Linked DNA regions of Homo sapiens: region 1 is linked to region 2. Evidence: read pairs that join two places in POLR2A ChIA-PET (ENCODE). Cell type or tissue: IMR-90. All regions are shown on one strand. Each heading gives the region's core, and the rest is flanking DNA. Links, peaks and the distances in the headings are about the cores only.

What was found. Peaks named below come from ENCODE experiments on the same cell type or tissue, not always from the same donor. Only the 100,000 strongest peaks of a DNase experiment are listed, where the experiment ranks them.
Region 1: POLR2A ChIA-PET joins it to region 2 with 7 read pairs; 2 of 35 experiments call an interaction of 5 or more read pairs at or near these places.

The regions. Positions count from the first base shown.
Region 1 is chr6:4,721,192-4,732,329 of GRCh38, forward strand. It overlaps a transcript of CDYL not described here. Among named protein-coding and RNA genes, the nearest start is that of CDYL-AS1, 49 kb to the right of the region's middle. RefSeq lists enhancers at 4,396-4,943, 10,825-11,138. In IMR-90, for the core only: no CTCF peak of the experiment used is centred there; no DNase peak of the experiment used is centred there.
Region 2 is chr6:4,572,836-4,583,973 of GRCh38, forward strand. LOC105374894 (a long non-coding RNA gene) reads right to left here and starts at 11,010. Exons shown (of 4, transcript XR_007059418.1): 1 at 10,889-11,010; 2 at 8,804-8,968. In IMR-90, for the core only: no CTCF peak of the experiment used is centred there; a DNase peak (open chromatin) is centred at 4,786; H3K27ac peaks cover 267 bases.

The DNA of each region.
Region 1 (11,138 bases), core at 2,724-7,723, 150 kb after region 2:
GCGTTTTTTCAACTAGAAACCACATTCAAACAACCTTATTTTTCACTATGCAGCACGTAGTCCTTCTCTTATTTCCTTTTTCTTAAAAAAATTGAATGTATTTTGCTAATCTTCTCTGTATCTTTCCAATTTTACCCTGTGTGCTGCCGAAGAGAGCACTTTTCTGGGGGAGGGGAGGGGAGGGGTGTTGTTTTTCTATTTTTGTTTTTAAGACAGAGTCTTGCACTGTCACCCAGGCTGGAGTGCAGCGGCATGATCTCAGCTCATTGCAACCTCCGACTCCCAGGAGTCAAGCAATTCTCATGCCTCAGCCTCCCTAGTAGCTGGGATTACAGGTGTGTGCCACCACGCTTGGATAATTTTTGTATTTTTAGCAGAGATGGTTTTGCCCTGTTGGCCAGGCTGCTATCCACTCCTGGCCTCAACTGACCCACCCACCTCAGCCTCCAAAAGTGCTGGGACTACAGGCATGAGCCACCATGCCTGGCCCAGAACTTCCTAAGAAACACTTACACGTCACTGCTTGCTGTCTCACACTTCCTTGGGTGAATTCCCTGGAGAGTGAAAAGATTCAAACAGACACAAAATGGCAATACATGCTCTGTCCACTTCACAGGAATTTACCTGAATAGTTTCAGACACAGACTTTATCATAATTAAGAATTTTTGTTTTTTGGGGTTTTTTTTTTTAGATGGAGTCTTGCTCTGTCGCCCAGGCTGAAATGCAGTAGCGTGATTTCGGCTCACTGCAAGCTCCACCTCCCGGGTTCACACCATTCTCCTGCCTCAGCCTCCTGACTAGCTGGGATTATAGGCATGTGCCTGGCTAATTTTTGTATTTTTAGTAGAGACGGGATTTCATCATGTTGGTCAGGCTGGTCTCAAACTCCTGACCTTTTGATCCGCATGCCTCAGCCTCCCAAAGTGTTGGGATTACAGGCATGAGCCACTGCGCCCGGCCAGAGAAATATTTTTTAATAAACAACTTCAGAGGCCAGGCACAGTAGCTTATACCTTTAATCCCAGTACTTTGGGAGGCCAATGGGGGGAGGAACACTTGAGGCCAGTTCAACCAGCCTGGGCAACACAGCAGGACCCCATCTCAACAAAAAAATTAAGCACTTTGGGAGGCCAAGGTGGGAGGATGGCTTAAGGTAAAGAGTTCGAGACCAGCCTCAGCTACTTGGCAAGAACCTGTCTCAAGAAAACAAAGAAAAAATTTAAAAAAACACAAAAACTAATTAAATTATGATTATAGAAATCTTCCGAAAGATAAGAAAATGTTCGTCAAATACCAAGTAAAGATTTTTAAAAAGAGTACGTGCCACAGTGACCAACTCATCCTGGTTAATCTAGAACTGCTACAGTTTTAAAACTAAAACTGTTTTAAAGTCCACAGTTCATGCCAGGCACAGTGGCTCATGCCTGTAATCCCAGCACTTTGGGAGGCCATGGCAGGTAGATGGCTTGAGGCCAGGAGTTTGAGACCAGCCTGACCAACGTGGTGAAACTCCATCTCTACTAAAAATACAAAAATTAGCTGGATGTGCAGGTGCATACCTGTAATCCCAGCTACTCGGGAGGCTGAGGCATGACAATTGCTTGAACCCAGGGGGCAGAGGTTGCAATGAGCCAAGATCGTGCCACCGTACTCCAGCCTGGGTGATAAGAGTGAGACATTGTCTCAAAAAATAAAATAAAGCCCACAGTCCTGGGAACACCCCACAGACCAAACTGAGGCAACTGATTACCCTAGCATAAGCAATCTTTGAATGAAAATATCAAAATCATCAAGACCACTCCCTTTAACTGAATTAAACAGCCTTTATTGAATGCCTTCTGTGTATAAAGTACAGGCAGCCCTTCATACCCACAGGTTCCATATCCATGGATACAACCAACCATGGATCTAAAATATTTGGGGGTAAAACTGCAGTAAAAGTAATACAACAATATAAATAATACAAATTTAAAACCCATGTAGTATAACTATTTACATAGCATTTACATGGCAGTAGATATTAAGAAATTTAGCGATGATTTAGAGTACACAGGAGGATGAAGTTTTATACGCATTGACTATGCCATTATATCAGGGACTTGAGCATCTGTGGATTTTGGTATTCCTAGGGTCCTAGAACCAATCCCCAACAGATACCAAGGATGACTGCACTGTGCTGAGCAGGAATCAGTCAGGGTCCAGGCAGGAGACGGACAGTACAGCCAAACTGGGCGATCTGACGACAGTGTCACAAAGAGGCTATTTACAGAGGTGTGGGCATAGTTAGAGAAAACAATGAACAGAGAAGCATCCTGGGCTAGCAAGAGTGGGGGCTGCCAGCACCTGAAAAGGCAGAGGAGGCTGTCCAACCTGAACTCACCACGACCCAGCAGGAGGCGGCAAGCCCTCCCCTCCTCCACCCTACAGACTAGCACTGTGCCTCCCACTGGGTAAATCTGACTACAAGGCAGAGGAAGGGGGCTTGTTGATGGAGTCCTCGCCTGTCAGCACCCCAAGCCACAGAGCAGGGCAGAGTGAGTCTGAAGGCACACAAACAACACATAAGCCTGGCCCCTGCTCTTGGCAACTTAAAAATCTAAGGGAAACATCAAGTCGTTATTTTAGGCACATACTGAGACAACTCACTAGTGCCAAAAACTGAGTGTTTAGGTCTAACCGGTCCCTGCAGAATTAAATCAAAATCAAGTTATTCATTCCTTATGGCTCCTGATCTGCTTTCGGTTAGAATGAATGAGCCCTGGGGATTAAAAGAGAGATTTATGTATCCGTGAAATTATTTTACTCATCCCACATACCTGTGCTAGTTTGAGTCCTGCATCTGTCCCCTCACTTTTTGTGCGCGTTTGAGAGAGTCTTGCTCTGACACCCAGGCTCTGGAGTGCAGGGGCATGATCTTGGCTCACTATAACCTTGACCTCCTGGGTTCAAATGATTCTCCTGCCTCAGCTTCCGAAGTAGCTGGGACCACAGGCATGTGCCATCACACCCAGCTAATTTTTGTATTTTTTTTTTTTAAGTAGAGACAGGGTTTCATTATATGTTGGCCCGGCTGGTCTCAAACTCCTGACTTCATATAATCCACCCACCTTGGCCTCCCAACGTGATGGGATTATAGACGTGAGCCACCATGCCGAGCCTGTCCCCTCTTTATAATTCCAAAGGTGAGGGTGTCTTTCGTGTAACATGTCAGGGCTTACCTTGATGGGTTTATGCTGCAGTACTGTGCCAAATGTCTATACCCTGAAGCAACCTGCTCGCGTCCGGAATCGGTGGGTTCTTGGTCTCACTGACTTCAAATGTGATGCCGCAGACCCTCGCTCTGAGTGTCACAGTTCTTAAAGGCAGCGTGTCCGGAGTTTGTTCCTTCTGCTGCTCGGATGTGTTTGGAGTTTCTTCCTTCTGATGGGTTCGTGGTCTTGCTGGCTTCAAAAGTGAAGCTGCAGACCTTCGCAGTGAGTGTTACAGCTCTTAATGCAGCGCGTCTGGAATTCTTCGTTCCTCTCGTTGGGTTCGTGGTCTCACTGGCTTCAGGAGTGAAGCTGCAAACCTTCGGGTGAGTGCTACAACTCACAAAAGCAGTGTGGACTCAAAGAATTAGCAGCAACAATATTTATTGCAAAGAGCAAAAAAATAAAGCTTCCAAACCGTGGAAAAAGACCACAGCAGATTACCGCTGCTGGCTCGGGCAGCCTGCTTTTATTCTCTTACCTGGCCCCACCCACATCCTGCTGATTGGTCCATTTTACAGAGAGCCAATTGGTCTGTTTTACAGAGAGCTGATTGGTCCGTTTTGACAGGGTACTGATTGGTGCCTTTACAATCCCTGAGCTGGACACAAAAGTTCTCCACATCCCCGCTAGATTAGCTAGACACAGAGTGTCGATTGCTGCATTCACAAACCCTGAGCTAGACACAGGGTTTGTGTCTAGCTGATTGGTGTGTTTACAAACCTTGAGCTAGATACAGAGTGCTGATTGGTGTATTTACAATCCCTTAGCTAGACATAAAGGTTCTCCAAGTCCCCACCAGAATCAGGAGCCCAGCTGGCTTTACACAGTGGATCCCGCACCGAGGGTGCAGGTGGAGCTGCCTGCCAGTCCTGCGCCTGTGCGCCCACACTCCTCAGCCCTTGGGTGGCCGATGGGACTGGGCGCCGTGGAGCAGGGGGCGGCGCTCGTGGGGGAGGCTCCGGCGGCGTAGGAGCCCACAGCGAGGTGGGGAGGCTCAGGCATGGCGGGCTGCAGGTCCCGAGCCCTGCCCCGCTGGGAGGCCTGGGGAGGCAGCTAAGGCCCGGCGAGAAGTCGAGCACAGCAGCTGCTGGCCCAGGTGCTAGGCCTCTCACTGCCCGGGGCTTGCTGGTGGACCTGCACCTCCGGGGCTTGCGGGCGGACCTGCCCGCCGAGCCCACGCCCACCCGGAACTCGCACTGGCCTGCAAGCACCGCGCACAGCCCCGGTTCCGCCCGCGCCTCTCCCTCCACACCTTCCCGCAAGCTGAGGGAAGCAGCTCCAGCCTTGGCCAGCCCAGAAAGGGGCTCCCACAGTGCAGCGGCGGGCTGAGGGGCTCAAGCGTGGCCAGAGTGGGCGCCAAGGCCGAGGAGGCGCCGAGAGCGAGCGAGGGCTGTGAACAAACTCCGGACACGCTGTCACCTCTCACTCTTATCAAAGGTGAGCATCTCTGTGCTTTTCCAAAATGTGTCCATTTTTGTCAAAGCCAAAAACAAAAGAGCAAATTACCAAGCAGCGTTTCACTGCATTTATCTGTTGTCTACAACTCCTGACTTGCTAAGGGCGACTGAAATTTACAGGAGGAACATCACAGGAAATCATCACGAATGTCAGCTCCAAAATGGTCCCCATGTCTTATTCTTTCCATCACCATTAATCCAAGATTTAGAGGTTAAAATTCTAATAAATGGGCCCGGCACGGTGGCTCATGTCTGTAATCCCAGCACTTTGGCGTACACAGGCAGATAACTTGAATTCAGGAGTTCAAGACCAGCCTGGGCAACATTTGTCTCTACAAGAAATACAAAAAAATTAGGCCGGCGTGGCGGCTCTCGCGCATAATCCCAGCACTTTGGGAGGCCGAGGTGGGCGGATCACAAGGTCAGGAGTTCCAGACCAGCCTGACCAACATGGTGAAACCCTGTCTGTACTAAAAATACAAAAATTAGCCAGGCGTGGTACGCACCTGTAATCCCAGCTACTCAGGAGGCTGAGGCAGGAGAATTGCTTGAACCTGGGAGGCAGACGTTGCAGTAAGCCAAGATCGCACCATTGCACTCCAGCCTAGGGGACAGGGCGAGACTCTGTCTCAAAAAAAAAAAAAAAAAAAATTAGCTGGATATGCTGGCACACACCTGTGGTCCCACCTATTTGGGAGGCTGAGGCGAGAGGATTGCTTGAGCCCACAGTGGTTGCAGTGAGCTGAGATGGCATCACTGCCTTCTAGTCCAGCCTGGGTGAGAGAGTGAGACCTGTCTCAAAAAAAAAAAAAAGTCGAATAAATGTATCATAAAATTAGATTTCATTCTGTTAGCATTAAACTGCAGAAATTCCTCACACAATGATATCATCATGGCAGCTAATGTCTCATGAAAAGACAAGTCTCCATGTGAAGGGTGCTTATGATTTTTGGAAAACAAGTTAGTCTGAGACTCCATTCTTCTCTTTGTAAAATGTGGGAAATAATGGGTGACTCATTGATTGTTGTAAGGATTAAATAATATAATTTCCAAAAATACCTAACACTAAGTAGGCTCTAAAATTAGTCTCCCCACCCTCAAACTCTCTACCTTACCCTAAGTGCATATATACATTTAAATACATAGTTTTAGTCACTTTGTTTAACAATGTTACATTTTAGTAATTTAAAAAATATATTTTCCCCAAAACCAGAAACTCCAAATGTATCTCCACTTCCCTGACACAAAGTAGCTATCTGCCAACACAAGGAATGGGGTGAAAGGAATAGGACATTCCATTGAACCAGGAGTTTCCAGAGAAGTGTGGGTTTCTTCCTTTCAACCTCTTTGATGTAATCTAAATCAATAAGTAATGACAGTTTGTCCAAAAGTGTCATACATTCAGGTGAGGAAGAAGGGTAGGAAGCTCATGGATGTATGCAGAGGAACTTAAGAACTCCTCTCAAACACTGTAAAACAGGTTTTCTGTCCATACATAGGGTGGATTTGCAACACAGCCTTCCACAGGCTCAAGCCCATCTGTTGTAAGGAGCATGAGTTAGGACAGAACAAGGAGGAAAACTACCAAGTCATCTCTCTTCACACAAGTCCAGCCAAGTATTGATTGTTTATTCAAAGCTTTCTTTTCTCCCTCCCTCTCTCTGTTCAGTCACTATCCCCTGCCTCCCACCCACCCCCTCCCTCCACCAAATGAAATTAAATTTCTCAACTACCTCTATTTGATGCTGTGTTTAGCATAAGCCCTGAGTAGATATGGATTCTGTTTCTTGAATTTTCCCTGACAAACCGCTTCCAGCTGCCCTTTGGGGTGGGATGCCACCGTGATAAAATACAGTGTCATGTTTGCTGAGGATTTCAGCTGCCACCTGGGGGCTCATGCACTCAATGAGTGCTCTTTAGCAAGGCTGGTGGTGACATGGTGACAAACGGTATGTTGACTTTTTTCTTTCTGTGGTTTAGGACTGGTTGGTTTCAGTCTTGCTGGCTCTTTCTCCTGGGTTACCAACATTTTCCACATTTAGAGCCTGTGACTGCCTCTCCTCCAGGATTATTGCAGCAAGCTCCTTGCTGTCGACAGAAGCCATTTGTTGGTTAGAGGGTTTACAACTGAGACGACCTACAAGTGCCCATTTGATAGTTAACCCATGCTTCAGAATTTGCTTATTTTTTTTCCTTTTTAAGGACTCTTTCTTCAACTAAACAGTTTCTCTTCAGAGTGTTATCACTCCGCTCCCATGAAATGACTGGGACTGTTACTTCTTTTATCTCTGGTCACACCCAGCAAAATTAAGCTTGCTTGTGGATGATTAGCCGTAGGCTGATCCACATCTGAGCCAATTGACTGGCTGCTTAGGAGGACTTTGCCTCGGGCTCACCCCTGAAGCCACCACCCCTGAGGCCACTGCCTGTGCCAGGGCATTCCCAAGCCTCTATCCCCAGTGTGGGCTTCCCTGCTGCATGTGGCTCTTCAGCCTCAGGTTCCTCCTCTTCACTCCCCCATCCTTGCATGGGCTTCCTCTTCCGTCCCGCTTGCTTCTAGAACATTTCCAATTATTGCTTCCAGGTCCTGAACACTAGTGGCTGAACTGAAAAATGGAAAAGATGATGAAAGCCAGGCACTGAGAAATCAGTTAATTAAACTCTTCAGAGGTCCCCAGAAAGGACAGATTCCCCTGCACACCTGATGAGGAATCTTGGACTCTTGCTTATTAAAGGGAAAGGAAGTCCATTTTACTGGACACTTGTCGAGGAATTCCAGCAAGCCCCTGGACAGAGGGCTTCAGTGACCAGGGTAGCTTTCTGCTTTTGGTTGTAAAGAGATCAGAAAGTGTCATCCTTCAAAGCGATGTCATGGGCTCAGAGCCCTTTCTGTGCACTTTGCCATATTGTGCCCACTCCGGTTCTCAAGGTCAGTTGGCCATCTGAAGTGGAACAATGACTTCTCTACAATCCAGCTTTAACTATTTGCACAGTTCCATGCCATTCCACTAATTTAGTACATACCAGGGTGTACCCAGGCTTCAGGCTGGTCTGGGTTCTACTTCCCAAGCCCAGTCCCAGCACATGCCTTCCCAAAGATCTTTCCTCCCAGGTCCCAGTCTCCCTCTTAGGATCAAACCAATTCAACTTAACCCTTATTTAATGTCTTCTCTCTGCCTACTCAGCCCAGTGTGGTAGTCAGGCACAGAAACTCATCAATTACAGCACAGAGTCAGCAGGTCAACAACAGAGTGGGATAAAATTCCCTCTTCTCCAAACACACAAACCCAGCTCTGTAGCATCTTTTTTCCACCCCTGAAATTCCCCCAAACAGACTATCCCTTGTGCTGGCATCCGGCAAGGTCCTAAAGAGGCCCTACAGCCTGTTTTTGCTCAGGCTGTTTTCAAGCCTTTTTCCGATCTATTTTCTCTGAAACTTTGCGTGCATATACACACACCAGAATCAACAAGTCGACTGAGCATGCAAAAGCCACATCCACATTTCTAGACCTTGATACCTTCTCAGACCTCTGGCAAATCTAAAGCCCAGACCAACTGGGATTACTCCCAGGTTATACATTGCTTTAGAGAAGAGAATATTTGTCACACCTAGGCATGGATCCGAGAAGTCCTCACATGCTCACATGCAGAAGGCCCATTCCTTAAGTAATTAGAAATCCATCATCTAAAAAAAACAATGACCAAATCACATTTTGATTAGGATTAAAAGGTGGAGGCTGGGCATGGTGGCTCATGTCTGTAATCCCAGCACTTTGGGAGGCCAAGGCGGGTGGATCACTTGAGGTCAGGAGTTTGAGACCTGCCTGGGCAACAGGGTGAAATCCTGTCTCTACAAAAAATACAAAAATTAGCTGTGCATGGTGGTGCATGTATGTGGTCCCAGCTACTCAGGAGGCTGAGGTGGGAGAATCACTTGGGCCTGGGAAGTGGAGGTTGCAGTGAGCCACGATCACGCTACTACACTCCAGCCTGGGCCATAAAGTGAGACTGTGTCTCAAAAAAAAAGGTAGAGACAATAGTACAGGTACCTTGAAACATCCAAAAACCCAAAAGCTTTTCTATTCTGAAAGGATCAGACAATTTTCTTATAAGAAATATATTTTTTCTGATGAGGCTTTGCTGGAGATATTACCAGAACAAGTGTCTCCAACCACTGGTAGTCTGGAAAATGATAAAGGTGGGTTCTGGGTGGCACAGTGAAACCAGCCTGAGATTACAAACCTTTGCTGGGGGTAAACTACAGAAGCAACCATGGAGACTTAATTCTGTGTTTTTCTGAGATTCTATAATTAGGTAATGTCATTTACATGCTTCCAAGTGAGGGAAGGAAATTCTTTGGAGGCAAAGCGTAACGGTTCCAGTACTGGCACCAAATGTCTTCCTGCTCAGCAAGTCCATTTTAAAGTCTTGTTCATGAGCTAAGCTGAGTTCTCCTACAGAAGCAGAGTGAAGAGTCAAGGAAATGTGAAGACTGGCCAGGCACGGTGGCTCATGCCTGTGATCCCAGCACTTTGGGAGGCTGAGGCGAGCAGATCACAAGGTCAGGAGTTCAAGACCAGCCTGACCAACATGGTGAAACCCCGTCTCTACTAAAAATACAAAATTAGCCTGGCGTGCTGGTGCATGCCTATAATCCCAGCTACTCAGGAGGCTGAGGCAGAAGAATCGCTTGAACCCAGGAGGCGGAGGTTGCAGTGAGCCGAGATTGCGCCATTGTACTCCAGCCTGGGCAACAAGAGCGAAATTCCATCTCAAAAAAAAAAAAAAAAAAAAAAAAAAGAACATACCTCTTTCAGCATCCCCTTGCAGGGTCCTCCCTATCTCTGTGATTCCAATAGTATTCTCTGAAACAACACAGAAGAGTTGGCCTCCCTCCCTCGCCTGACATAGCTCTTTACACAGTTGCAATTCCATGCCTCACTCACCACCCCGTTCTGGTGACTTTCCTCTGCACACATTCCGCCTTGCTCTCCCTCTTAGTTTTTAACACCTATTTAGCAAATATCCTGGAAAAATATTTCCAAAAAAAGTTAAAAGTGGTTGTTTGGAATGATGAGATTACCGGTCCACTGTTGTTTGCTGCTTCTTTGCATGTTTTCAACGTCTGGGCCTGGAACAAGTGCAGGTATTCCTTTGCTCATTCCGTAACGATGCTCAGCATTGAGTGTGCTATCCTGACTAGTGCGAATACTCCATTGCTTGACTTCTCCTGTGTCCGGAACGTTACACTTCTGGTAATACATTGTACGATTGTATTTGTCTTTTTCAAGACCACTTAACACCTTCAGCTTATATAAATCTCGTAGCTAACTGAAGCCTCCAGGTTTTTTCACATGAAGTGTTCACATAAATCATGGATCTCCCAACCTATTTTCATCTTTATGAGTAGTTAAGACATAAATCCTTCTTACAGTATTAAAGGGTGCTAGTGTATTAAACTACCTAAATAGCCAGCATGCCTTTTAAAGGGGCTATCATGATCTAATTCAAATGGTAAGAATTCCAGGGTCTATGTCAGGTGCCCCTGGCTCCCTCTGTGTCTCATCCCCTTCCATTATGGATCCAAAAAACATGTCTTGAAATGTTGCCTCCTGGCCGGGCATGGTGGCTCATGCCTGTAATCCCAGCATTTTGGGAGGCTGAGGTAGGCAGATCACTTGAGGTCAGGAGTTCGAGACCAGCGCCTGGCCAACATAGTGAAACCCCATCTCTATTAAAAATACAATAATTAGCCAGATGCGGTGGCATGCACCTGTAATCCCAGCTACTCAGGAGACTGAGGCAGGAGAATCACTTGAACCCCAGAGGCAGAGGTTGCAGTGAGCCGAGATGCAGGTTGCAGTGAGCCAACATCGCACCACTGCACTCCAGCCTGAGTGACAGAGAAAGACTCTGTCTCAAAAAAAAAAAAGAAATCATTGCCTCCTGCAAAAATTAATATGCAAGAAAATTCAAGGGACTAGTAATCTGTGGAAGGAGGGGGAAGATGGTAATGTTTTATTTCTTTTCGGTGTCAATTACATGAGGTCATTTTATTTTATAATATATTCTCTTGTATGTGTGAAATACAAATTTTAAATATGTGATAATTTAAAAGTAATATGTAGAGTTGATTTAAAATAGGAAAAAATGACTGGGCATGGTGGTCCATCCCTGTAATCCCAGCACTCTGGGAGGCTGAGACAGGAGGATCACTTGAGCCAAGGAGTTTGGGACTGGCCTGGGCAACATAGCAAGATCCTGTCTCTACAAAAAGTACAAAAATTAGCTAAGCATGATGGTGCATGCTTGTAGTTCCAGCTACTCAGGAGGCTGAGGCGGGAGGATTGCTTGAGCCCCAGAGATTGCAAATGTAGTGAGCTCTGATTGTGCCACCGCACCCCAGCCTGGGCAACAGAGCCAGACCCT
Region 2 (11,138 bases), core at 2,082-7,081:
GAGAAAATTTTCGCAACCTACTCATCTGACAAAAGGCTAATAATATCCAGAATCTACAATGAACTCAAACAAATTTACAAGAAAAAAACAAACAACCCCATCAAAAAGTGGGCGAAGGATATGAACAGACACTTCTCAAAAGAAGACATTTATGCAGCCAAAAAACACATGAAAAAATGCTCACCATCACTGGCCATCAGAGAAATGCAAATCAAAACCACAATGAGATACCATCTCACACCAGTTAGAATGGCGATCATTAAAAAGTCAGGAAACAACAGGTGCTGGAGAGGATGTGGAGAAATAGGAACACTTTTACACTGTTGGTGGGACTGTAAACTAGTTCAACCATTGTGGAAGTCAGTGTGGCGATTCCTCAGGGATCTAGAACTAGAAATACCATTTGACCCAGCCATCCCATTACTGGGTATGTACCCAAAGGACTATAAATCATGCTGCTATAAAGACACATGCACACGTATGTTTATTGTGGCACTGTTCACAATAGCAAAGACTTGGAACCAACCCAAATGTCCAACAATGATAGACTGGATTAAGAAAATATGACACATATACACCATGGAATACTATGCAGCCATAAAAAATGATGAGTTCATGTCCTTTGTAGGGACATGGATGAAATTGGAAATCATCATTCTCAGTAAACTATCGCAAGAACAAAAAACCAAACACCGCATATTCTCACTCATAGGTGGGAACTGAACAATGAGAACACATGGACACAGGAAGGGGAACATCACACCCTGGGGACTGTTGTGGGGTGGGGGGAGAGGGGAGGGATAGCTTTAGGAGATATACCTAATGCTAAATGATGAGTTAATGGGTGCAGCACACCAGCATGGCACATGTATACATATATAACTAACCTGCACATTGTGCACATGTACCCTAAAACTTAAAGTGTAATAATAATACTAAAATAAAATTAAATTAAATAAAATTAAAAATAATGAAAAAAAAAACCCAAAACAAAAAACAGTTTTAGTTTATAGGCTCCTACTGAGTGGAAATCTCTCTCTCTCTCTTTCTCTCCCCCCTTCTTCTCTCTTTCTCTCCCCCTCCCTCCTCTCACCTCTCTCCTCTCCTTCTTCCTCTTTCCTCTCCTCTTTCTCCACTTACCCCACCCTGCCTAGCAGTTTGCTGGTCACCTCCACCTGCCCCTCTCTCAGATCTCCCAGTCTTGAACCAAAACTTATATTGATGGCTTAGAAATTCCATGTTGTGGTGAGTGAGATACCTCACATTCTGCCTTTGACGCAGCAGGCAGCTTGGCTCAAGTCCTAGCTATACGGCTGGATCTCCTTTCTCCAGCCCTCCCTGGGTAGTTGCATAAGCCAGAGGCCCTGAAACAGAATATGCAGCCAGCAGTAACTTTTTCCAGCCTCCTTTGCAGGGAGAGCCCAATCCCATTGCCTAGGTGCATGAATGAGCCTGGCCCAGGACCACTGCCCCATGTGAAGTACATTTAGTGGCCATGACTTTGCAGCATATAAACTCTCATCCACTGTGCCTGTTTCAGGACCTAAATCCAAAAGTCCTGTGACAGCACATCCCCCTGGCTTGTGCTTCTGTTACACTTCTGGTCCGTAGAAATTTTGTCTTGATTTTTAATGTGGCTATGATCTGTTGTCTTCTCTTTATATGTTATCTATCACTGATATGTGATTTTTTTTTGAAGATTTATGGTGGGAATAATGAACTTACAACACCATCTGGATCCTGGTGAAACACAAAACCAAGACTCATTGTTGGGAGGGGTAGAAAAAGTAGATGGAAATTAACTGAAACTGGCAAGAAGTGAGAGGGACCAGTGGCCCTCCCTGTCAGCTGTTCTCTGTCATTCAATGCCCTGCATCCATAGAGAAGAGATACAGGTAGCATGGTGCCTTCACCCATAAATCAAAGGCTCCTCCGCAACTCATAGATGTCTCCGTGTAAGGGCAGGGAGTAGAGTCTTTATACAAAGATCCCTGGGTCCCAGGAGAAAATAAGTTGTAGTTATTCTCACTCCTATAAACTTCCTTGACAATCAACATGCTGTATAAAGTAGCAGCATAGCACAGTGTGGTGGTAGAGGGCATGAGTATTGGGGCCAGAGAACCTAGGTTCAAGCCTCGTCTCTGCCACTTTGACCTGCAAGACCTTGGGCAGGTTGGTGAACCTCTCTGAGCCTCAGCTCTCTCATCTGCAAAATGAGGGTAATAATAGTGTCTTCCTAAAAGTTGTATTTGTTTTAAATGAACAAGTATGTATAAAGTACCTGGTCGATAGCAGGTGCTACGTAAATATTTGTTAAATTAAAACATACACATAAAGCTGAGCACGGTGGCTCATGCCTGTAATCCCAGTACTTTGGGAGGCCAAGGCAGGCAGATTGCTTGAGCCCAGGAGTCCGAGACGAGCCTGGACAACATGGCGAATCCCTGTCTTTCCAAAAAAATACAGAAATTAGCCGGGTGTGGTGGTGCGTGCCTGTAGTCCAGCTACTTGGGAGGCTGAGATGCGATAATCACCTGAGCCTGGGGAGGTTGAGTCTGCGGTGAGCCATGATCATGCCACTGCACTCCAGCCTAGGTAACAGAGCGAGACTCTGCCCTTAAATAAATTAAATTAAATTAAATTAAATTAAATTAAATTAAATTAAATTAAAATACACACTTAAGATGCAGCACTTCACACCACTACTTGGCCATCCCATCCACTGTCAGGGCCTCCCCATCACTGATGACTAATTCAAATCTCTGTCTCCAGCCTAGGCTCTCTCCAGACCCATAGCTGTTTATTCCCAGTGACGGCCTATGGGTCATCTCTACTGGGATATCGCACTGACTCCTTAAACACAGTAAGCCCAAAACTAAACCACCTTGTCCTGTGTTCCCTCCTCAGTGTCAGCAGCACCTTCCACACTGAAAGAGACTCGGAGTCCTCCTCAATCCTGCATTCCATGTCACTCCCCACTCCGCCTCCTTCTCTCCAATATGCAAACCGCCTCCTTCTAATACACCCAAACTTCACTAGTCTTCCTCCTTCACACTCATCCTCTGCTCTCCACCCTCCTATTACTCACTGTTAGGTCCTGGCCTTCTGTAAGTGTCACATGAACTGTGGTTTTGTATCCGGTCTCTGGGTCTCTAATTCTGCCATTCCTCCGCCATCCCTCCACCCTGCTGTCAAGAGCAGTGTTGTATTACAAGCCTGATTACCTCTCTCTTCTTAAAACCCTTCAGTTGCCCTCAGAGCAAAGCCCAACCTCAGGATTCTGTGATCTGGACCCTCTTGCCTGGCAGATGTGCCCTCCCTCTGTGGCAGCCACACTTGGACCCCAGATGCTTCTTCTCCCTGGAATGCCCTTCTCCACTCACTCTTGATGTACCTGGTGAAAACCTGTGGCACTTCCAAGACCCAAATCAAGGGTCACCGCCTTTTAAAAACTTTCTTGACTTTGTTTTGTTTTTGGCTCCATTCTGCCCTGTACAGACTTTTATCATAGACTTTATTTAACTTATTTGTTCACACAACCCGACTCTGAGCTCCTGGGAGGCACAGGCTGGGCCTTCTTCACCTGAATCTTTGCATCCCCAGCACCTAGAACAGCATCTAGAATACCATGGGCTGTCAGTTTATGACAAAGGAACATCATGAAAGGCCTCAGCTGAGTGTCCATCCTGACAGAGGAAGGGCTAAGATCTTGGGGTAGAAACCAGACTGCTTGGGATGGATGCGGACAGGGAGGGGCAGGGCTTAGCAGTAACACGCTTTATACAGAATTTAATTCTTCAAGTCATAAGGCCTTAAGCAAAAGATTGATACATCTGATAACATAAAAGGCAAAAAATGTTAACCAGAAAAAACTACCCTAAAAACAAAGTAGGTGAAATATTTGCAATTCATATCACAAGATCATATTGTAATTTTCTCAATATACAAAGAGCTCTTACAAATCAGTAAGAAAAAAAATAATACATGCAATGAAGAAAAGTAGAGTATATAAATAGGCTTTCACAGAGAACATAAAAATGATTTTTTCTGAGACAGGACCTCACTCTGTCACCCAACCTGGGGTACAGTGGCATGATCTTGGCTTACTGCAGCCTCAGCCTCCCAAGCTCAAGCTGTCCTCCCATCCCAGCTCCCTATCCCCTGAGCAGCTGGGACCACAGGCAAGCACCATCATGCCCAGCTAATTTTGTTTATTTTTTGTAGAGATGGGGTCTCACTATGTTGCCCAGGCTGGTTTGAACTCCTGTCCTCAAGTGATCCTCCCACCTCAGCCTCTTAAAATGTTGGGTTTACAGGCATAAGTCACTGCACCTGGTCAAAAATGATGTTTTAACCATATGAAAACATGTTTTACTTTATTTATGATTAAATAAATGCAAATCCAAACAACCACAAGTGCCAATTTTCAGAATGGAAAAAGTGCGTAAGTCTGGCAATATTAATACATCATGTTGGCTCAGGTGGCCCAGGTATGGAGGAGCCCGCATTCATCAACGCTTTGGTGAAAATGGAACTTTTTGCAACATTTCCATACAGAAATTTGTCAATGTCTTTAACATTTTGAATTCACATACATTTAATCCAAATAATTGTATGGGGAAGGGAACAGGGAGGGGGTTGAGATAGGGAAAAGCTGGGCTGTGATTTCAGAATATATTTATTCTGCCATGACTTAAGCCCTGGGCTCTGCTCCAGAATTCTTGTCTGAATAGTTTGCTGTTCATGGAGGCTGTTTACATTATTGGTTCTTTTCTCAGCAGTCAGACATTGTTCCTTGGCTCTAGCACCAAGGAGTTGTGCTTCCCATCGTTAGAAAGATGATGCAAGAGGTCTGCCTTCAGTTTGACATGTTTGTTTTCAATAACAGGAATGTGTTTGTACAGCTCTTTAGTGAGCACTGTTACTGCTAACTCAACATCGATTCTCCCTTCTTTTTTTCTTAGAGAACTTTGAATTATTTTTAGATATCTACCTCTCCTATACACAGCCCACGTGTCCCAATGAAAGATGACCCCACCCCAGCTCCAGAGGCAGCTTTGATTTGTTGGTCTAAATAAAGGTTTTTGCATCCCCTTTTCAGTGACTGGATCAGACATGGCTGTGAAAGCCGATTAGAAACAAGAGGATGCTACTATCAAGGGAGGGCAGGATGTTGGGAGGGGAAGACTACAGCAATGGGAAATTGATTACACATTGGGGATTAGTCAAATGAACAAATAGGATGAGAATTATGGTAGCCAAGTTTGTCACTCTTGGAGTAGGGAATCACAAACATGGAAAGAGAGAAACTAGTTTGACCCTGTGGTGTGTTGGAATTGGAGACATTGGTGTGAAGTCATGGATTTCAATATATAGATTGATCGGTGTAGAAATAGACATAGATGTAAATGCAGATATATATAACAGTATAGAGTCCCTAGCCCTGTTCACTGAGAGACTCTAGAAGCAATAACAACCCAGTAGCAATAAGAATACTTAGTATCCAAATTTTGGCTTCTAAATATCTTTCTCCACTAAATGGAGCTAGGACTACTTACCAAAAAAAATGGCTGGTTCCATGATTTGAGCAAGGAAAGGGCAAAATGAGTCTGGAACATCTTATTCTACCAGAAAGTAAGATGTGCCCAAAGAATTAGGAGACATTTCAAAAGGACACAGAGTCCAGCTTAAAGGTTCCTACCAGTCAAATAAAGGAGAATCTCAGTATCAAAATAAATAACAGTAGTTAGAGATCATAACCCATTAAATGAATTAGGAATTCATGAGTCCATACTAATATAAATATATAGATAAATTAAGACATTAAATGTTTGATAAGAAGGTATGTATTCACAGTGTCTCAAAGTACCTTCCTACAACTTAATAATGACAAAGGAAAAGTAAGTTAACTACAGTGAAGAAGGCTGGCAGATACTGCTTTAATGAAGTGGTCAAAACTAACATCTCCCATGATGAAACAAATCAAAATCATGTGCCAGGTGATAAGATGCAATGAAACAAACACCACATTACCTTTTGTGGTATTCCTGCCACAGATGCAAAACTTGAATCCAATCATAAGGAAACATCAGATAAACCCAAACCAAGGGACCTTCAATAAAATAACTGGGCTACAGTCTTTTAAAATATCAAGGTCATGAAAGTCGGACATCCTTTACAAGGACATTATCAGTACAAGTGGCAAAACTGGAATGGAAGGCCGGGCGCAGTGGCTCACACCTGTAATCCCAGCACTTTGAGAGGCTGAGGCAGGTGGATCACCTGAGGTCAGGAGTTTGAGACCAGCCTGGCCAATATGGTGAAACCTTGGCTCTACTAAAAATACAAAAATTAGCCGAACATGGTAGCATATGCCTGTAATCCCAGCTACTAGGGAGGCTGAGGCAGGAGAATCACTTGAACCCAGGAGGTGGAAGTTGCAGTGAGCTGAGACTGCACCATTGCACTCCAGCCTGGGTGACACAGTGAGACTTCATCTAAAAAAACAAACAAACAAACAAACAAAAAACCTTGAATGGTGTCTGTGATTTAGAATTTTGGCTTTGTAGGAGAATGTCTTTGTTCCACAGGAAGTATACGCTAAATTATCCTGGTGCACAGAATTTCACGTCAGCAAATTACTCTCAAATAATTCAGAGAAATAACTTTTTTGTACTGTTCTTGAAGGTTTTCTCTAAATTTGAGATTGTTTCTCAAAAAATAGAAAGAAAATAAAACAAATGGAAAGAAATGTTCTTAAGATACAAGGAGACTATTACTATTACTGAAAACTTCTAGAAAAGTCTTTTTTCCTTCTATGAAGACTTTCTGAAACTTTTTTCCTCCTCTGGATAATGCCAGGCATTGAGATGAGACCCCAAAAATCATGTGATCGTCTCACTGCCAGCCTGAGAAGAAGGCAGAGCGAAGAGGATCACAGGGAAAGATCTGGGGCCACTGGATCGAGCCTGTCCTGATTCCTCTGGACTGTCAGCCACGGGAGTGATTAAAATTCCTTGTTGTTTAAGCTTCTCATGTTGGGTTTTCAATTATTCTCCACAAAAGACATCCTGACTTACACATAGTCATTGAAGAAGGATTCCAGTGTCCTCTGACAATGAACTCCAGCCTCATTGTGACACAGGTTATCCATTTATAAAATCCTTATATAGAAATCTCCCTCCTGGCCGGGCGCGGTGGCTCACGCCTGTAATCCCAGCACTTTGGGAGGCTGAGGCGGGTGGATCATGAGGTCAGGAGATCGAGACCATCCTGGCTAACAAGGTGAAACCCCGTCTCTACTAAAAATACAAAAAAAATTAGCCGGGCGCGGTGGCGGGCGCCTGTAGTCCCAGCTACTCGGGAGGCTGCGGCAGGAGAATGGCGTGAACCCGGGAAGCGGAGCTTGCAGTGAGCCGAGATTGCGCCACTGCAGTCCGCAGTCCCACCTGGGCGACAGAGCGAGACTCCGTCTCAAAAAAAAAAAAAAAAAAAAAAGAAATCTCCCTCCTGCGTAATAATGGGTCCTTGTTATGACATGGATGATGGGTAAACAAGCACAGTGTAACCTCTTGAGCACCTCCACAGTGACTTTCAGATTCCAAGTAAAAAGCATTCCAGAATGTGAAGGAATACGCTGAGCTTATCACACAGGGGCATTGCAGTATGGAGCTATCTAGCAACCAAGTTGAACTCAGTCCAACATCATTTTTACCACTCTGCAACAAATGTCCCCAGGCCTTCCCTTTCTACCTAAAAACCTTATTTGATTCTATTTAAATGTCTGTTAACTTTACTCTTCTGATTTAATCTTATCACTCTCTTCTCAGAAACCTTGAATAACTCACCCATACCTAAGAGATAGAGTCTTTTATCTTATCATGGCACTCAGGGACCTCCCTGGCAGATCCCAAACCATCCTTCACATCTGTCTTCTCTATCTCAGTGCACTTTATTCTCCAGGAACACTGTGGAGAAGGGAGTTACAAATATGGAAAGTGAGGCCAGGCACAGTGGCTCACGCCTGTAATCCCAGTACTTTGGGAGGCCAAGGCAGGTGAATCACCTGAGATCAGGAGTTCAAGACCAGCCTGTCCAACATGGTGAAACCCCGTCTCTACTCAAAATACAAAAATTAGCCAGGCGTGGTGGTGGGCGCCTGTAATCCCAGCTACTCAGGAGGCTGAGGCAGGATAATTGCTTGAACCTGGGAGGTGGAGGTTGCAGTGAGCCGAGATCGCGCCATTGCATGATTGTTGCCTGGGCAACAGAGTGAGACTCCGTCTCAAAAAATATATACATTTATATATGGAAAGTGAGAAAACTAAACTGAACCCTGAGGTGCTGTTTGGAATTGAAGACATTGGTGTAAAATCATAGATCTGAATCTATGTAGACAGCTATGGGAATCTATGTAGGCATGTTCCTGATATAAATCTAGGTATGTTCCTGATGTAAATCTATCTGATGTAAATCAGGAACATTCCTGGATAGATTCCGTGTCCACTGAGAAGTAGAAGCAACAGCACCCCAGTAACAATGCAAACGCCTAGTTGCTGGAAATATCATGAAGTTTTACATCTTTTTGCCCACGTATACCTAATCCTACAGTTTTCTACATTAAAACACCTCGGCTGTGCTCTGCCTACCAAAATTCCATTGAAGTGAAATTACAAAATGTAAAGCACCAAATACATGTCACCAACAATTTTTTATCCCTGACTCTCAATCAAAGTCTGGCTCAAATACTCTCTCTCCTGTGACACTTCGTTGGGAATATGCAAGCAGAATTCATGTCTCTTACCTCTATGCCCATGAATCATTTCCTGTGAGCCTCTAGAGAGCATCAGTGCATCCTTCTTTGTGTTGATGATGGCTGTTTACAAGTTCGGCTCTCCGACATCTCATGGATTTTTGTGGGAGGATGTGACTCTGTTTCTCTTTGTCTTCCTAGCCCCTAGCACAGGACCTGGAAAATATTAGGTGTTCAATAAAGGCATTTGGAATTAGAGGGAGTCTTTCTCCACAAAATAGACTGGAGCTCACTGGCCTGCCTCCAGAGCCAAGCCTTGACCTCATTTGCACTGAACTCTGCCCAAGGAAGCTGACCATTCATAGGGAATCCAGGACAAAGCCACCAGGGCCCTTTGTTCCAGCCCTATTTCTATAGACTATTTCACTTTGCTGAACAAGAGGACGTCTTCAGAGAGCTGACATGCCCGCTTGCCAGGTCTTTCACAGAAATGTTTTATTTGATGCTTTGCTTTTGCTGCAGAGTAAGTCTCTCTCCACTTTGCAGCCAGAATACTGGACACATGAAAGGAATGTTCCTGTTTTGATAACAGCTTCCTTAGAGCTTGGCTCTACTGGGCTGGGCAAGGAAATGACCACATTCTGGCTCCCAGGGAAGGCTGTGGAACTCCAAATATGTGGGACTGAGGGAAGCTCCTGCCCAGGAAGAAAGCTGTTGTCAGACGGAGATGAAAATCCCAGTGTTCTTGGCTCAGGGGGTTTTCTTCATTAACTGTGCAATCAGCAAAGAGCAGTAGAGAGATACTTTGCAGCCCAAGGATCTTAGATGGCGAGAGGCAATGGGAAATCTTCCCATTGAGGTCCCATCTGACCTCCGTGATGGCCTCCATTCATTTTATATTGCTACCAGAACAAACCCCCACAAATTCAGTGGCTTAAAACAACACCTATGTATTATCTCACAGTTCTGTAGCTCAGAAGTCTGGGTACAGTGTGGTTCAACTGGGTCTTCTTTTTACTTTTATTTTTATTTTATTTGTTTAGAGATAGTGTCTTGCTTGCTCTGTCGCCCAGGCTGGAGTAGAAGTGGCACAATCATAGCTTATTGTGAAACCACCATTGCAAAATTATAACTGAGACAGTGAAATAGATCTGATCTAACCAACTCCATCTTGCTTCTAACCTCCAAGCTGTCCTTGCTCATTCCTGGGTGTAGGCCAAAGTAACTTTGGGAGGAATTTAGTTTGTAGTTTATAGTTTAAAACAGCCCTTTCCCAAAACAAACCTTCTTCTTGCCTGGGGACTAGACTGACTTTGTAGGACAAACAAATTAGCCACAAGATTAGAAATTATGATTTAAGAGTCATGTAACTGGAGGCTACAAGATTCTGACCCTCCCCAAATTGCTCCTGGGATAACATCACTATTGTAAAAACTAAGATCAGTGCTTGAGATATTTTGAAGACCCTGCACTTGATGGATCCACTGGCACCACTCAGATTGATAAACTGGCTCATCTGATCTTGCGGTCCCCACCCAGGAACTGACTCAGTGTAAGAGGACAGCTTCGACTCCCTATTATTTCATCTCTGACCTTACTAATCAGCACTGCCGACTCACCGGCCCCCACCCACCAAATTATCCTTAAAAACTCTGATCTCCGAATGCACGAGGAGACTGATTTGAGTAATCATAAAACTCTGGTCTCCTGCACAGCTGGCTCTGCGTGAATTACTCTATTGCAATTCTCCTGTCTTGATAAATCAGCCTTGTCTAAGCAGCAGGCAAGGTGAACCTGTTGGGCAGTTACAATTGCAGCCTTAAACTCCCAGACTACCACCTCAGCCTACCTGAGTAGCTGGGACTACAGGCAGGCATCACCACACCTGGCTAATTTCTGTCTGGTTTTGTTTTGTTTTTTGTAGAGATGGGATCTCACTATATTGCCCAAGCTGGTCTCAAACTCCTGGGCTCAAGTGATCCTCCCACCTCAGCCTTTCAAAGTGCTAGGGTTACAAGTGGGAACCACCACACTCAGAGTGGGTCCTCTTTAGAGTTTCATGGGGTGAAATCAAGCTATCAGCAGAACCACAATCCTTAGTGGGGGCCCCAGAGAAGAATCTGCTTCCAAACTCACCCAGATGCCTGGCCGAATTCAGTTGCCTGTGCTTGCCAGTTGAGGGCCATCCTCAGTTTCTAGAGGCCTCTCCTGAATCCTTGCACAAGGCTCCTACTTCTCAGAGCCAGCAACGGCACACTGAATCCCTTCTCAGAACTGCACATTGAATCTCCTTGACTTCCTTTCTGCTGCGTCTCTCTGACTCCACCCAGAGAGAGTTTCCTGCTTTTAAGAGGGCAGATAATTGAATTGAGCCCACCTGGAGAGT